2 separate regions of the Mus musculus genome follow, and region 1 is linked to region 2. The links are chromatin loops, found by intact Hi-C in ENCODE. Cell type or tissue: heart. All regions are shown on one strand. Each heading gives the region's core, and the rest is flanking DNA. Links, peaks and the distances in the headings are about the cores only. Region 1 has its middle 14 kb from the start of Nedd9. Region 2 has its middle 27 kb from the start of Gm32401.

Region 1 (8,335 bases), core at 268-8,267, 87 kb before region 2:
CATCCAACCTTTCCTTAGTGCCCACCAGTCTCTGTAGCCAGAGTGAATGGTCTCACATGCTAGCTCCTAACTCTAGCCCAGCACCTCTGCTTCTGTCCCTACCATTTGCAGTCTTTCTAAGCAGCAACATTTAGGGCAGTGAGAATGTTTATGTTACTAGAACAAGAAGATGAGAAAGGTTTGCGAAACACAAGCTTATAACCAGGACAGTAGGGAAGAATCATTTCAGCCCGTATAAAATGGCTCCTGTAGGATGGCTCTCAGAGTTTCAGAGAATTCAGAATGAGGACATTCTTAATTTCTGCCCTTGGATCACAGTGGCTCTGTCTAGCACGTGGCCCAATGTGAGTCCTGCATGGCCCACTGGAAGGGCCATGTTCCACTGAGAGCCACCAACGTCTCTGATGCTAAGGCTGGAGGGTCTTCTCCGTTTGCTTTACCTCTCTCTGCACCTGGTGCCTTCTCACTTCCTCTGGCTTGAGCTAGATGCACCTTCCGGTTTCCAGATGGACAGCAGATCCCTTTATCCCCTCCCACCTGCTTTCTCTTCAGGCAGGCATTTCCTCAGCGTGTTTGCCTTCTGCCCCCTCTTCTCTAGGGCATCCTCTCCTGCAATTTATCCTCTTGCTTCTGTTCCAATAACAACCACACTTCACAACATAGGTTCTGAGTCACAAACTCATTTCCTACCATGCCCAGATATCCCAGCGACATCTTTTAAGCACTACGTGTTCAAACGTTGTGATTAGCTCTATATGTCAACCTGGCTAGGCCGTGTCTCCAGATATTTTTTTTAAAAAACAAATTTGCATACTAGATGCTAATATAAGGATAATTTTATAGATTAGGTTAACATTAACATCAGTAGACAATAAATAAAGAATATGACCCTTCATCACACGAGTGGACCTCATCTAAGCATTTGAAGGTCAACAGAAAACAGGTTGAGGCCTTCCAAGGAAGATAAATTCTACCTCCATTGACCTCAGGTTCAGCTGCTTCGTCAGTGTGGCAGCTCTTTCTTGAGTCTTTAGTGTGCCAGTTTATGCTGCATATTTTGTTCTGTGTGCCATTCCTTAAAACACAGTTAGAATCCCCCATCTGTCTCTGTCTTTCTGTCTGTTTGCCTGTCTCTGTCTCTATCCATCTCCTCTTCCAAACAATTATGCTTTAGACCAGAGGATCTCAACCTGTGGGTTGGACACATATGAGATACCCTGCATATAAGATATTTGCATTATAATCCATAATAGTAGCAATATTATAGTTATGAAGTATCAGTGAATTAATTTTACTGTTGAGGGTCACCATCACATGAGGAACGGTATTAAAGGGTCACAGCATTAGGGAGGTTGAGAACCATTTGCCTATTGCGAGGTAGAGGAATCTATAGGAAGTGGACCATAGCAGATAGGAGTTGGATCACTGGAAAGAGATTATGGTGTACCAATCTCTTCCTTCTAAGTTTGGTACTCAGTCCAGTGGTGAATAATTGCCTGGACCGAATACTCCCACCATAATGTGCTACCTTGTCACAGGCTCTAAAGCAATGAGGCTAACTGACTATAGATGGAAAACTTCAAAACGCTGAGCCCCAGCAAACATTTGTTTTCAACTTAATCACCTCAGGTGTTGTTACAGTGGAAGCTGACCAACACAGGCAACATCACCACCACCATCACCAGCAGCTGTTTTGCTCCTCACAATAACACAAATCTAAAACCCCCTTGAATGGATGTAGTTCACCTAAAGCTACTCTTCTTTTGACATGACCATTGTCTTAGGCACCTAGAGCCAAACCCTCACTCGGATTGAACTTCCCATATGCAATTAGTGTCCAGTTCTCATCCATCCACTTAATCTAATCACCACACAGGTCTGGCCAAGCAGAGGCTTGACCCCCTCGTCCACAGTGATTTATCTGAGAACTAAGCACATGAGTCAGAAAATCAATCTGAGGTCGTCTTCGAGATTTTGTATATGTACCATGAAAAGAAGGCTTCTCCATCTTTGGATCATATACTATGCTTAACAGTAAATACCCTTTTCTCTTCGTAACATGTTTATAGGGAGAGAGGATCATACTCCAAGCAAAACGAAGCAGAGACTAAGAACAAATGAATGGAAAGTCCTGACCTTGTCTGCGTCTCCTGAATCAGCCATGCCTGAAGTCTGCTCCAAGATCATCTAACTCATACAGCAACATGCTGGTTGGGTTCTGTCAACATGCTACAGACCTAGACATGTCTGGGAAGAGGGATTTTGAGAAAATTCATCCATAAGATTTACCTGTGGGCACAGCTGTGGGGCATTTTCTTCATTAATGATTGATATGGGAGGGCCCACCCCTGCTTAGGATGTCCTGATTTGTATAAGAAACCCGGCTGAGCAAGGTAGAAGGAGCAAGCCAGTTAGCAACACTCTTCCATGACTTCTGCATCAATTGCTGCCTCCAGGTTCCTGCCTTGAGTTCTTGCTTTGACTTCCCTCAGTGATGGACTTTGATGGGAAACTTTAAGCTGAAATAAACACTTTCTTCCCTAAGTTGCTTTGGTTCATGGTGTTTTATCACAGAGCCCTAACTAAGACAGACAAAGAAAGTATTCTCCCTTAACCCAATCTTTACCTGGCTTCTTTTCATTGCACTCACCCTCTACCAGAGAGCAAGGGCCTCTCCCCACTCATGTGCACTTTGTGCGTCCTTTCCACAGAAGTCTTACAATCAAAGACACCCAGTCAGTGTGTTGTGCTAGACTCCTGGGCCTGGCCTGGAGGTATAGGATCCTAACACTGTGTAATAAGGAGAGGGAGAAGTGACCACTGAGGTGGCTGAAACAGAAAGGAGAGTCAGGCATTAGGAAATTGCAGGGTGACAGCACGTTAGAACATGGTGACAGAGATTTGTTGGTTTATGGAGAGGAAACTTTTAACAATGAAAGGGAAAGCAAGACACTGTGTCAGCTGGGTTCTGGGGGGCAGCGGCTTGTGCACCTGCAAAGCCATTTAGCCATCAGTATCACATTTCCTTGCCGATTATTTTGTCCTTGTTAATAGCCTCTGAGATTTCATATTTCTCCCCTCCACCAATCCCAACTGCTCGACATAACAGTAGGCACCGTGGGAGCCACAAAGATGAATAATACCCAGACACTGCCCTTACTTCTTAAATACCTATTACAGAGCAGCCAAGGTAACTTCATGAAGATAAACTTTGTGCTGGGGAGAGGGAAAAAAAAATCACACCATCAAGTTATGTAAGTTTCTATTTTAAAATCATCTGGTTCTAATCTGCTAAAGTTTAATGCTTTCTAGCTAATGCCAAAGTGCTACATTTGATTTATGGAAATACTTTAGCACATTTTTCCATCGCAGCCTTGTACAATATAGTTACCACCCCTTTTGTTATGGTTAGAAAGATTACGGACCTTAAAACAGCCTTCTTTATGAGCTTGCTGATATTTTATCATAAAATTCCGTAAGATGGAATGAAATAGTCTAGTAAGCAGCAGAATTCAGAGACCATTTCACATGGTTCAACTTTATTTTCCTTTTTTTTTTCACATTTAACAAAGTGATCCATCTGGAAAGTGGATGTTTAAAAACTTTCACTATGAGAAATCACTTCTTTTCAGGGAAGATAATATATTTTTTTCCTCTCTTTGGGTGGGGCAGGGGTGGATATTTAGATACGTGTTACACAAAGCTACACTGTGGACCAAATAATAACATCAACACCAAAGGATAAAGGCATACACCAGCCCAGACTTCCTTCCTATACACTCAGAGCATTGAGGTAAATGGAATGACCGTCAGAAGATCTTACAGGTACTGTTGGCATCTGTGGCTCAGGAAGTCAGCGCAGAGCATGGCTCAGGTTGATGGGACCTCAAGGCTATTTGCATGTCCATGCTCCAAGACTTGTTCCACAGGGACCTACAGTTCCAGAGAGAGAGGCAAAGGCAGACTCCACTCAGGCTCCAGGAATGAAATGTATTTATCTATTTTGTGATGCTAGGGACTGAATTCTGGCCTTTCTGTATGCTAGACAACTCAACCACTGAGCCACAACCTTAGCCTTTCAATAAAGAAATTTTATACACACACACACACACACACACACACACACACACACAGACCTACATATATATACACACACAAACATATAATATAGACACATAATATATATTCACTTGCATTTATAATATATACATATATTGTATATGCACATATAACACATACACATATATAATATAGACACATATATTCACTTGCATTTATAATATACATACAAGTATATTATATATACACATACACACACACAAACTCACACATGTCGTAACACATATTCATTTTCAGGTACTTTGAACTTTGGGCTTTGCAGAAGCTGAGCAGTGCTCTACCCCTGAGCTCTGTTCCCCAGCAGGACTGAGCTTCTTTTTAGTTCTTCTAGCGTTAAGTTTAGCCACATCACTCAGCACGGCTGTTTGTTAACCACCTCAAGACACTGCACTGAACAGTCAAGGCCTCTGAAGCACAGTTTGGCCAAAGCCTTTCTGACCTGCAAGGGTCCAGCTGAAGAAGCCATTCTTAAAGGTCACTGGGCTCAGTGTGCTCCTTCGGTTTCTGTTTTCTGCAGGAAGTAAGGGTTTTCACTTCACACCCACAGAAACCAAGATGGCTGCCCAGGAAACACTCCCCCTCAGCCTGGCTCAGTCTAGTTCTTTAAAACAAAGTGGTTTCATTTTCCTCAAGCGGAGTTCAGGCAGCTCTTTGCAGTGATGACCTCCAAAGGCATGGCGGATAAAAAGATGCTGCCTTCCCAACAATCTCTCTGTTTGCCTCAGTGCTGGGGCTCAGGCTGTGTGTGCTTACACATCGTCTGCAGGGAGACTTTGTGACTTGGAAACAAGGCAGCTGGAATGGGCCTAGTCCCATCAAAGCACGTGTTGAGGCTCTGTCCCCAGAGTGACAGTGACAAAGGTGACAGGGCTAGTAAGGGGCACCACCAGGGTCTGCACTCATTTTCTCTCACTGGAGTGAGAAAGGGGGCTAGGCTAGCCTTTGCAGAACTTCTGCCCCCTTTTCTCCCTGCTCACACCTGCCTCCCCTCAGCTGAGCAGGAATAGACACCTGTACTTTCAGAACCGAACTGAACCTAACACACACACACACACACACACACACACACACACACACACACCATTGGGTTTCAGATATTCAGCGACAACAATATAGAACAGATTAAAGACAGCATTCTTTCCATCTGTCCCTGGAAACAACGTAAAAAGACATGAAAATTTAAAACAGTAATCAAAAGAGAGCACCAAGACCTCATTTTTCCTCCTGGATTGTTCTTTGGAATGCTTGTCTTTCATATCAGGTCCATCTGCCCTCTGTGACTCCTCAGCTCCAGTTCCAGCCCCTTGAAATTTCATGCGGCCTTTGCCGATGAATGCTATGATCAGCCCCAACCCACCTACTATGTTCCACCATTAACCCCATCTGTGCCTTGTGGCCAGCAAGTTCTTTGTACAATAGATGATCAAAAAGGTAGTCAATTCTCTGTTTGATGCAGGCAATAGTAAATTATATTTTATTGAGATATGATCCACATGCATAAAATCCACCTTTATATAGTATATGATTCAGTTATTCTTGCAGGGTCTGCAAAGGTGGATCAAAGAATTTCAGGACACTTTCTTTTCTTTGGAATGAGACTGCTTACTGGTCTGGGCCACTCCCCATCTGTACCCCAAGCCCTTGGCAACTCATCTCATTTCTATTTAGAGACAGCTGCAATTTTGCATTCAACTCAGTTTCAAAGCCAAACACAAACGTAAGACTGGCTGTGTGTGTGTTTTTCTTTCTGTATACTTAAAAATATACGTCAGATGCATGAACACATGTATCTAGCTAACACTTGACAAAGAAAATGAAGTGAAACAGCTCAACCATACCAATAAAATACGGAGAAGGAAAGCAGACTTTGCGGCCAGTGTGAGCAATGCTTTAGAGGGCTTTCAGAAAGAAAAGAGGAATGAGGTTCAGCCGAGACAAGAGCATGACTCCTTTGTACGCACCAAGGAGATGCCCCTGAGCCAGATGTAGCTAAGTGGTTACCCAACTTCCACTAAGACTCATCAGATAGAAGTTAATTACTCTACATCACAAATGCTGAAGGTGGTGATGGCCCAGATCAAGCCCACACGGCAAGGACTCCACTGAAGCTAGCCTGGCATGATGTTCCATTAGCTACATTTCCAGCTTGCCCATACATCTTTAAACTGGTTGAGAAAAATAGTCTAATAAGGAAATTGTTGTTCTACCGACAGCCACTAGGAAAATAGCAACAGGCATTGCGCTTCCTTCTCTGGCACAACAGGCAGGACAACACAGGAGTTCTCTTCTGTTAGCCTATTTATGACCACTGCAGCTTTCTGTTCTGCACTGCAGAAGCTACAGGAGCCCTTGGTTCACCACAGCCCTCAGTCCAGGTTTATCCTGAAGCTGATGGCCAGGCTACAGAGGACCCTGAACTTTCCTGGTGCCAGAACTCCTTTGATCTACCTCCTCTGTTCTGGTAACTTCCTTGATGGGATGCTGAGGCCTCATTGTTGTCCTGGGAGGCCCAACTTCTTGTACCTGGATCTCCCTGACATTCTGAGGATTGGGCCAGTCTCTTGTGCCAGATCCCTGTCTCTCTTCTGATTGGTCTTTAAGCTGTGATGCTCTCCTGAGTTCCACTGGCCTCAGCCCTCCCCTTTAAGCAAAAGGATTTCTTCCAATCCAGGATCCTTCCACAGTCCACTGTCCACAGAGCAGTGACTATACTCTTGAGTTAATCGATATGTCAGTGTGGCTGGGCCCCAGACATTTGGTTAAGTGTTACTCTGGATGTCTGTCTGAAATGCTTTTGGATGAAATATAGACAGGTCTGCGGACTTTAGACACACACATTATTCTCCACCATGGGTCTTTTCTAAACCCTGGATGGCATCTCTAAAAAAAAAACACTTACCGAGTCTTATAGATTTAGATTTGACTGTGAATGATTCTCTTCTTGTGTTGTAGGAGTCTGAGATGCCAAGGTGTTCATGAAAGTCAGACAAGGCAGCAGTCTGCATGAACAGGTTGTGAAAGGACTCATCCACCTTGGTCGAGGGGATATTCTCAACTTTCTTTGGTCTGAAGTACTGCCAGGTCCTAGGATGATGTTTTCCCCTGCTCAAGTAAACTTTTGTTTTATATTGCAATGGTCTCATATTTTAACAGTCTACACTAATTAAAATATGAATAGATGTCCATTTGGAAGGGTGTGCCTGAAGACAGAGTCAAACAGGCATCTAGGAGTAGAAGTTACATAAGAAGGCGAAAAGGAAACAGTTGACACTTGAAGAAAAAAAGAACTCTGGTTGTGCATGGTCTGCCTGCCTGCCTGCTTGTCATCCCTGTAGGTCATGGTGTCTGCGAAGTAAATGTTGTGATTTGCTGGCTCAGAGGAGCCTTAGGACCATGTGACAAGCACAGTAGCCAACGCCTAATCTAATTTGACACGCTATGATGCTGGCTTTGCCGGGGTCACCACGTGTTACCCACCCATCAGGATGGCTTCCAACATCTCTTCTTCTCATCAGTGTCATAAACATTAAAGGGAAAAGTTCCAGGTCTGTGCAGTGTAGCAGGAAGGGCAGAGCTGCCACCACCAGGGAGGTTTCTGGTTCCCCTCCCTCACAAGCCATTCACTCAATGAGATGGTTTCTCCATAGATCCCAGATCTGCACGCTACATCAAGCCACCATTTTCAGCTGTATCATGACAGGATAAACACACAGGGGATGGACTGTGACTTCTGTCCTGAGATTCTAGAATGGGGCCTAACGATTTTCTTACACTCACTATCCCAGAATGTTTCAGTTCTTCTTTGTCCATTTAACAAGGCCCTAAAATGAACCTCCTTATTAGAGTTGCAAATGAAACCATGCACCTGCCAACTCCTTCATGCTTTCACCTCTAATTCTGAACTGCAAATCACGGGTGACAATTTGATTTCTCTGGGCACGGAGGCTGGACTTTCCATATGTGAAAACATCTCCTGAAGTTTGCTGTTGGAAGGAAACAATGGGGTCTGAGGTAAACAGCTGTTTCACTTGGGTTTGTTTGTTTGTTTGTTTTAATAGATAAGCTACAGTGGACAGAGCAAGTCCAATCCAATAAAAGCAAAGTCACATAAAAAGTAAATATTGTATTTCATTGTATTATCTTGATCTTGATTCTCTTCAACAACACAGACTGATCTAAATCTGTGTAATAGTCAGTCCCATGCTGACATTTCAGG
Region 2 (8,335 bases), core at 262-8,261:
TTGACTTTGTTGGTGGTGGTGATGCGATGCAGCCCATGCAGTCCACGTTTCAGCCTCCCAAGTGTGGAATTACAGGCACTCAGCACCATACCCAGTTCAGGATGTGACTTTCATGTGGACAAGGCTTTGGCCTGTTATACTCATTGTTATAATATTAAGTGCCTGCCATATACAAGTTACTCAGTAAATCTCACATGAGCAAAATGCATAATTTTTTTTTACTATTACTATATGCCAATTTGAGGGCACACTCTAAAGTTACAGAATATTCATTCATGTATAGCAAAATTTAGGAAACCAGTTTTTGCCCAATTCAAAGTCAGGAAGCAAGGGGGCAAGTCAAAGGCCACACAGAGACAAGCTACAGGGCAGGGGACAGTGCCTTTGTTAGATGCTTCAGCTGGCCTCTGCTATGAGTGTGGGTATTTACAGTAAATGTTCACAGATACTTTTCTGGGCTTTATTCTTTAGAAGAAAGGAGGGAATCTGGGAGGTAGAGTATCAAAAGGCCGAGAAGTGGAGTTAAGTGGCAGGAGGTGGGGGTGAACACAATGCCATCTGTTACCCAGCCACCACTGCCCACAGCCCCACTTCTGGTTCTTGAAGGCCATTAATATGTTTAAACGCTCAAGTGCATTATCTCCTGACACTTAAGCCGGGCACGTCTCTGGCTCTAAAACGTGTGATAAGCCCTTGTAATGCACACACGCGATTATGAAGGGGGGCCTTGGAGTTCAGCACCTCATTTAGCACTGAATTCCAGACAGATGGAAAAACAATCCACCTGGCCCACTCTCCTTGAAGCACAGCCCATTGAAGATGGTTATCAGGGAGAGTGGGAGCCTTCAAGGTGGGGAGAAGCTCAGAAGAGGGCAGAGACAACATAGCCACGGCTGCTTGTGGAGACTCGCTCCCATCCTGAGTGGCACACGCCTCAAACAAAAGAGCATATTGAATCTCCGGGTTTAGGTGAGGGCAGGTCTGTTCCGGTCAAACTGTTGGCAAAATGAATACAACCTTCAAGGTCACATGCGGGAGCCTGGTGTGGATGGCTTCAGTTTTATCTGCTGCCAGACACCTGCTGTTTCTGATCTCTACCTCACATAGACAGTAAATTTCCACTTGTGACTTGCAATCCCACTCTTGCTTAGAACCAAGGCCTTCTTGTCAGGCAGTCCACAGCTCCCTTCTCCTCAGCCTTATCTCCTGGTTCGGAAGCTCAGAAAATAGAGACTTTGCCTCTTATTTATTTCATGATAGTCATTCAACATGCTCCCCTCTCCCTCAAAAACCCCCACTCTTGGTGCTGGACAGACAGCTCAGTTAGTGACGCGTTTTCTTACACAAACATGAGGACCAAGGTTCAGTCCCTTAGCACTCAGGTAGAAAGCTGGAGACGGTGGCACGTGCTTCTAGTCCCAGGCCTGGAGAGGTGGAGACAGGGGAATCCCAGGGAGTAGCTAGCCTAGCCTAGCTGGGTGAACCCCAGATCTTAGTGAGACATGAGGCCTAAACAACAACACCCAAGGTTGACATCTGGTCTCCACACACATGTGCACCTACACAAGTTACACGTCCATTTACACACACACACACACACACACACACACACACACACACTTTCTTTTCTTCACTTTTACTCACAATCCTTGTACAAATTCTTGCTCCTTCCTGGTAAAGATTCAGTGTTTAAGAAAACCCCAGGGATTGAGGCACAGAGTGGGAGGAGGGGGAGTTCCCATACTTCTCATTCCAAGGCCTTTTGACTCTAGAGTTATAAATGCCAGCAGCCAGCTCTGTCTGTAGAAAAGGAATCTGGGGAATTCTCCTGGAAGTGGGGGTGATATTAATGAGGACAGATAAAGTTTTTCAAAGGTTCTTCCTGACTGACTGAAAGAGGGTGACTGGAGAAGAGAGCCTGGGAAGAGGGTCAGGGAGCACTGTTAGGAGCTGGGAGCGAGATTAATGTTAACTTGAAGGTTCTGAGGGAAGAGAACGAGGAAACCCAGTGGGGGAACTTCTAAGACTTCACAGGGAGGAGTCAGGAGGGGGATGACAGCCAGAGAAGACAGGCTGATTAATGCTTTCAACCTGAGCCAAGAAAACTGCACAGGGAGAGACCATGCCATTTGTGACTTGTGCTGACAGTATGCAGTTTCACACGATGGGATGGGACTTTAGGGTTTCCTAAAGTTATTTGTGTAAGAGGTGACCTTGGTGTTCAGGACAGTAGAGGAGTATATAGAGACTGGACAACAAGACAGCAGGTGCGAGCATAATAAACACGGTGTGTGTGTGTGTGTGTGTGTGTGTGTGTGTGTGCGCGCGCGCATGCATGAGTGCATACCTGTATGTTCTTCTGGGGAGCCACCCACCTGAAGTGGAAACTTCTAGTTTCTTTGGAAAGTTAATTACGTCAAATGATGTTTTGCTGGAGCACACAGGTGAAAGGATGCCTTGCTAAAGCAGACACGTGAAAGACTTTTCCTGAAGCAGACGCAGGGGAAAGGATGTTTGGATATAGCAGACATGTGAAAGGACTGCCTTGGTGGAAGGTGCTTTTAGCAAAACTCAGAAGACCACACTAGATAGAAGGAATGGAGAAAATCTCAAGGTTAATCTCATAGCATTGTCCCTGGTTTGTCACCTGCCACTATACTGGCCTCTTCGCTATTGCTCAAATACAACTTCAGCACCTGCTCTCTTTAGTGGTGGTTCTGACCCATACCTGCAGGGGTACCAGGATCTCCTTGTTTAAAGTTTCTTACATAACACCAACTTACAGCTTCGTCCTTCCTCTAGAGCCCCAATCACTGCTTAACACAATCTACTGTATCTAAATATTGCTTTGGCCTATTTATCTCTCCATCCTTGAAATGTGAATACTCCTCAGTTAATGTTCATTCAATGAGCAGACATGCCTGTTGTCCCAGGATTTATATCTTTTATGTTGCACAGAAGGGAGCTTTCTGTAATAGGCCCTGGCTCAGCAGACTCCCCAGCCCTACTGTTTTAAGTGATAATGGGGACAACCTTGGAAACGCACAGAACAAGGGAGACCAGTGTTAGCCATTAGGGACACACCCAGCAGAGCAATGCTCTTTAGCAGGGAAGTAAATACCTGAACTCCACTTTTGTTGTATGGCTATAAAAAGACTCAGGGGCCCCCAGGTGAGTTCAAAGTCCCCTCTGTTTACAGAACGGAGTCAATCTTGTTATAATGGACACACTAGAATTCACAAGCACAGAGCACTTGAGTCTCTTCTTTGACATATCTCCATAGAGATGGTCCTCTGTTTGTGGCTAACAGGTCTCTCCAGAGAGTGGAGAGAGGAACTGAGGAGCCCTGGAGTATCAGAGACTAGCTTTTCAAGCCCTATTAGACTTGCTTTGATTACTCAACCAGTGGCTGCTGTAGGTGACGGGCCAGGGTTAATACTTGGTAGGGTCTCAGCTCTCGTCTGAGCACACTGAGAGAGTGAGCTCTCTTCAGCATAGAAGTCTGTGCTCAGCCAGTGTCATCCCGTGAACAGTGGCCTGTGAGCTGTAAGGAGAAGGTCAGTCAGATGTCCCTGTTGCTGGTTCTTCAGAATAAACCCCATTTCCTTGTCCCATTCTCTTTTCTTGTCCTGCCTGCATCTCCATGGACCAACCTCACCCAGGCTGTTTTAGTTCCTCCCCCATATCTTCCTCAAAGCCACAGCTCATCGTAGGACTCCTGTGTTACCCCAAGCAAGGCCGAGGTTAGGAACCCCAAGGCACAAGGATCATGACGCCTGGCCTTTCGTGGTTTCTTCCAGCTGCAACTTTGGGGATGAATACTCTGTCCCTTTCTGTGTATGCATGGGCTAGATCGCTTCAACCAAGGATCCTTCCTGGTTCTAGACTGACAAGTGTGTGGAAGATGTGAGCAAACTCACCTTGATATTTCAGGCTGAAGCTTTATCTAATTAACAATACATGAGTTGGCAGCTAGGTCTGTGTGGTCAATGAGTTCAAGGGTTCCACCATTTTGGGAAACAAGGGCTCACTCCTGTCCAGCATTTTTGTATCTCAAAATTAGTGAAGATGAGGATGTCAGGTGTCAGCCTGACCTCTAGAGGCCAGACTTAAGGGCAAGGCATCAGATGATACTTAAGCCACAAATTTGTCCCAAGCCCAAGTACAAGGTTGACATATATAGCATCTGATAGTCTGGGCAAGCCAAGTGGTCCCTGGGGCCCACCATTACTATTGCACAACTTGGTATTTTGCCGTTCTTGGCTCATCCAAGCTATGTTTTTCTCCTGGTTTAGTTTCTCTTTCAAATTCCCTGATTTGAAATTGTAGACCTGGGTAGCCCAAGCAGAAGTGTCATCATCTGGCTTTGGCAACTTCCTCTGTGACTGGCCGTGGGAAAAGAAAGATGGGCTCACAGATCCTCAGAGAGCAAGGGAATCTTAAGGATCCGAAGCCTGCCATTTCTGTCCAGGCCTTCAGTCAGTTAGCAAGGTCATTGGAGTAACACATTCCTTAGATTATTGACTTAGTGAGTTCCTACTGTGTGCCAGGTGCCCTAGTGGGTGATGGAGGGACATGACCAAGATATCAAGCAATATCTTGTTACCCAGGAAGTTATCTAGGAAGGAGATAGTTAAATATGTGGTTAGGATGCACAGCAAAGTATAGTGTATTTGTGAGTAGAGAGAGAATGTGTTAGGGGAAGGGATGTTACCCAGGGAATCATAAAACCTTCATAGGAGAAGTGAAATCCATTCCCCAACTCCACCTTTCCTGAAGAAAAATTGACACATAAAATTTGTAGATATTTAAGGCATACAACTGCACATTTTGCTAAAAGTCTACACTGGAAAACAGTTGCCACTATCAAAATCCATCCCTTCCCTGAGACTGAGGAGTCAGAGCTCTGTCTCTTGGATTTCTGTCATTATCCTCACGGCTACACTGTGAAGGTTTCATCTGTGCCCCATCCTGCAAAGGGGTATATTGAAGCTTTAATCCCAAATTCCTAGGAATATGACCCTATTTGGACACAGCTCTCAGATCTCATCCAGGTAAGAGAAGGTCATTAAAGCCAGCTCTAATACGTTAGTCATTGTCCTTACGGGTCAACAGTAGATGAGGACAGAAACTGAGGAGGTAGCTCTGGAAAGGCAGAGGCAGAGGTCAGAATGATGCTGCCACAGGCCACAGAATTTGGGGACCTCTAGGAGACAGAAGGGAGTGGAGACTCCCTAAAGCTCTGTGGGAAAATGGCCCTGTCTGCTGACTGGGCTCAGACTTCTGTCCTCCCGAGCCATGGGACTTCATTAAAGAAATCTAAAAACGTGGTCACAGTGGTCCCATTATTCTCCAGAGTCCAAATGACTGAGATGTTCCTTAATTGGAGAGATAACATTTCTGATGTTAACCTTTCAAATAGATGAGCTTCCAGGAATGAAGGCTGGGTGACAGCTATGTAACACAGCATCTGCCCAGTATGTGTGAGGTTTTCATGCTCAGCACTGGGAAGGCAGAAGGCAAGCTGGAAGAGAGCCACGGTGGCATGGAAGGAAAGAAAAAATGCTTAAACCTTCCTACAGGAGAAGAGAGAACAACCTGACAAGGTGGAACGGCCTGAAATGTTGAGGCAGGAAGAATAACACGGAGCCATAATTTGAGGGTCTCAGGGAGCCAATATTTTCACACTGGCTTGATCCAAGGTTTCAGCAGTAACAAGGGATAAATCTAGACTGAAAATTAGCCACAAGGATTACTTTCCCTCTGGCTTAGCTGCAGACTAGAAGAATAACACAAACAGCTCCGTCTGAACTTGTCTAGCAACTCAAAAGCCAGTGGTTTGAACAAAGCAGACTTGGCCTGTGTATGACTTACAGGAAGGAAGAGGGAAAAAAACAAACAAAACAAAACAGTGCTGTGCAGCTATTTCTTCTTTTGCCTATGGGACACACTGAAGAAAGAAACCAAATCCCATGTGTCATAGACCCTTCTGAAACCGACCAAAGAAAGACAAGGAGTATGAGTCTCCTGTCCCCAATTTTTAAGGACCTCATTATCCTGATGAAGTCACATTGACCCTGGGACTTCTCCAGTTTCAACTAAATGCTGGGCACATCTTTAAAATTAGACCTGATGACGACAGCCCTGGAGTCACAGACCCTGGTATTTGGCTAACACTTAGATCTCAGTGGGGCGAAAGACAAAGAAATGAAGCTTCACACTGTGGCAAAATCACCCTCATGGGGTTGGCTTGTTGCTCCATTGAAGTCCACCCAAGACTCCCCGGCACCAATTGTTTATACCTAACCAACTTCCATCTTCCCTCCTTTCTAGAACATACTCTGACTGCCTTTGGGAAATGTAACTCGGTGTTCCAAGTCTATGCCTGACGGTGTTGGCACAAGGCTATAGTGCAGTGCATCAGGATATTATATTGTCCCAACATCAGTATGTGCTTTAGAAACAGGCAAAGGGTACAAGTCAACTCAAAGAAGGTTTGCCAAGAACAAGATAAACTAAAATGAAATGACATTTGTTTGGGGGACTTAAAGTGGAGTTAGGAAGTCAATATTTATGATGAGGTAGTATGAAAAGGGTCTTCATTTGTATCCCAGGTTTGCCTGCTTTGAAGATCCTCTCTCCTCAGACCCCTCAGTGCTGGACTGCTGGGTATGTCACCTCATCTCTCTCTCTGAGAAGCCTTGTCAGTCAGATACCTCTGAGCTGAAACCTTGCATTGAGCTACAGATGGATGTAGCACATGAGGTGGTTTTGTAAGATTCGTAGTCTCTGTTGACCTATGACAAAGTCCCCTCTTTTATCTACTAGATGCTGTCAGGGACACTTCAGCCAGCTTTGCTTACCATTTCAGAATAGCAACCAATGGAATTACTGATCCCATTGTAGCTTAAAGCTGTAAGTACAGCTGCCATCTTGTAAAACCTGTGAGCACATCTTCAATTCTGTGGGAGTCTCTCTTTTCATGGATTGCCACTATTATGAGACCCCAAACAAATGTAATTGTACTTGCTCTTGGCTAGGTTGGTTTTATCCTACCCCAGGAAGATGACCTTAGGCAAGTTTATAAAAGGAATTGGGAGTAAGATGAAGTTGGTTGGGTTTGGGGGAGGATTGTGGATGCACACAACTGCAGCTGCCATATTGCTGCCAGTGTGGGGAAAACCATGTCAGTGAACAGAGGTGGAAGAGACCAAGTCTCGACAAGATAAACCTATGCCCAACAGTGCCAGGAACTTAAAAACATTTATTACCGTTTCACATCTACATACACAGAAATTTATAAATAGAGCCTTTTGAATCCCTTCAGTGTTGCTTGCTTATATCTGTGTTTAGGGCTGACCACTTGGTATTGGATACCAGCAGATGACCCTGATTCTCCCTCTCTTAGTAGTCGTTAATTGCCTATAGCTGGTCATCTAGGAGTGGGGCCTTATGACATTTCCCAGGTCAACTGGTATTGTCACCGTTTATGCCCCATCTAACCAAGCCTACTGTTGAGAGCTCACAGGTACAGATTCTCATCCAATACAGAAAACAATCTGGTTCCTCTATTGAAGAAGGAAAGAAAGCAAACCTCCCAATCCTCTGACTTTTAGAGTCCTTCTACTTCGTTTTCTGTGAGATTTCTTGAGCCTTAGGTGCTGGAGTTGTGCTACAGAGTTATCAGCTAGGGCTGGGCCCCACAGTCAGTTGTCTGCATTTGACCTCTTGTGGCTGTTTACAACCCCTCCTTTCTGTTCTAACTACTGTACTTCTCTTGTTTATTTAGGGCATTGGCTACTAGATGTCTTTTACTGGCAACTCAGGGTATATAATACACAGAGTTTTATAAAGTATAATGACTGTATTAGTTACGGTTTTACTGCTGTGAACAGACACCATGACCACGGCAAGTCTTATAAAAAAAACATTTAATTGGGCTGGCTTACAGATTCAGAGGTTCAGTTCATTACCATCAAGGTGGGAGCATGGCAGCATCCAGGCAGGCATGGTGCAGGAGGAGCTGAGAGTTCTACGTCTTTATCCAAAGGCTGCTAGTGGAAGACTGACTTCCAGGCAACTAGGATGACTCTTAAGCCCACACCCACAGTGACACACCTATTCCAACCAGGCCACACCTCCAGATGGTACCACTCCATGGTCCGAGAATATACAATCCATCACAATGCCATATGTCACAAATTTGTATACTTGTCATATCATTGGATGGAATGACTTGAGAGGCAGAGAAGACATGAATGCAGGCATAATGGGACAACAGAAATGTTTTTGAAAGCCATTGGCAGCATTGATCTTTCAAAGCAGAGAATCAAGT

The links. Hi-C counts contacts between places; a loop is a spot of excess contacts. Peaks named below come from ENCODE experiments on the same cell type or tissue, not always from the same donor. Only the 100,000 strongest peaks of a DNase experiment are listed, where the experiment ranks them.
Region 1: a loop joins it to region 2, with 2.0 times the contacts of the local background. A loop is called at or near these places in 2 of 42 quality-filtered maps.

The regions. Positions count from the first base shown.
Region 1 is chr13:41,368,367-41,376,701 of GRCm38, forward strand. It overlaps a transcript of Nedd9 not described here. Among named protein-coding and RNA genes, the nearest start is that of Nedd9, 14 kb to the left of the region's middle. In heart, for the core only: no CTCF peak of the experiment used is centred there; a DNase peak (open chromatin) is centred at 4,695; H3K27ac peaks cover 307 bases.
Region 2 is chr13:41,455,791-41,464,125 of GRCm38, forward strand. It overlaps a transcript of Nedd9 not described here. Among named protein-coding and RNA genes, the nearest start is that of Gm32401, 27 kb to the right of the region's middle. In heart, for the core only: a CTCF peak has its summit at 4,109 (motif pointing left); a DNase peak (open chromatin) is centred at 4,281; H3K27ac peaks cover 815 bases; H3K27me3 peaks cover 5,893 bases.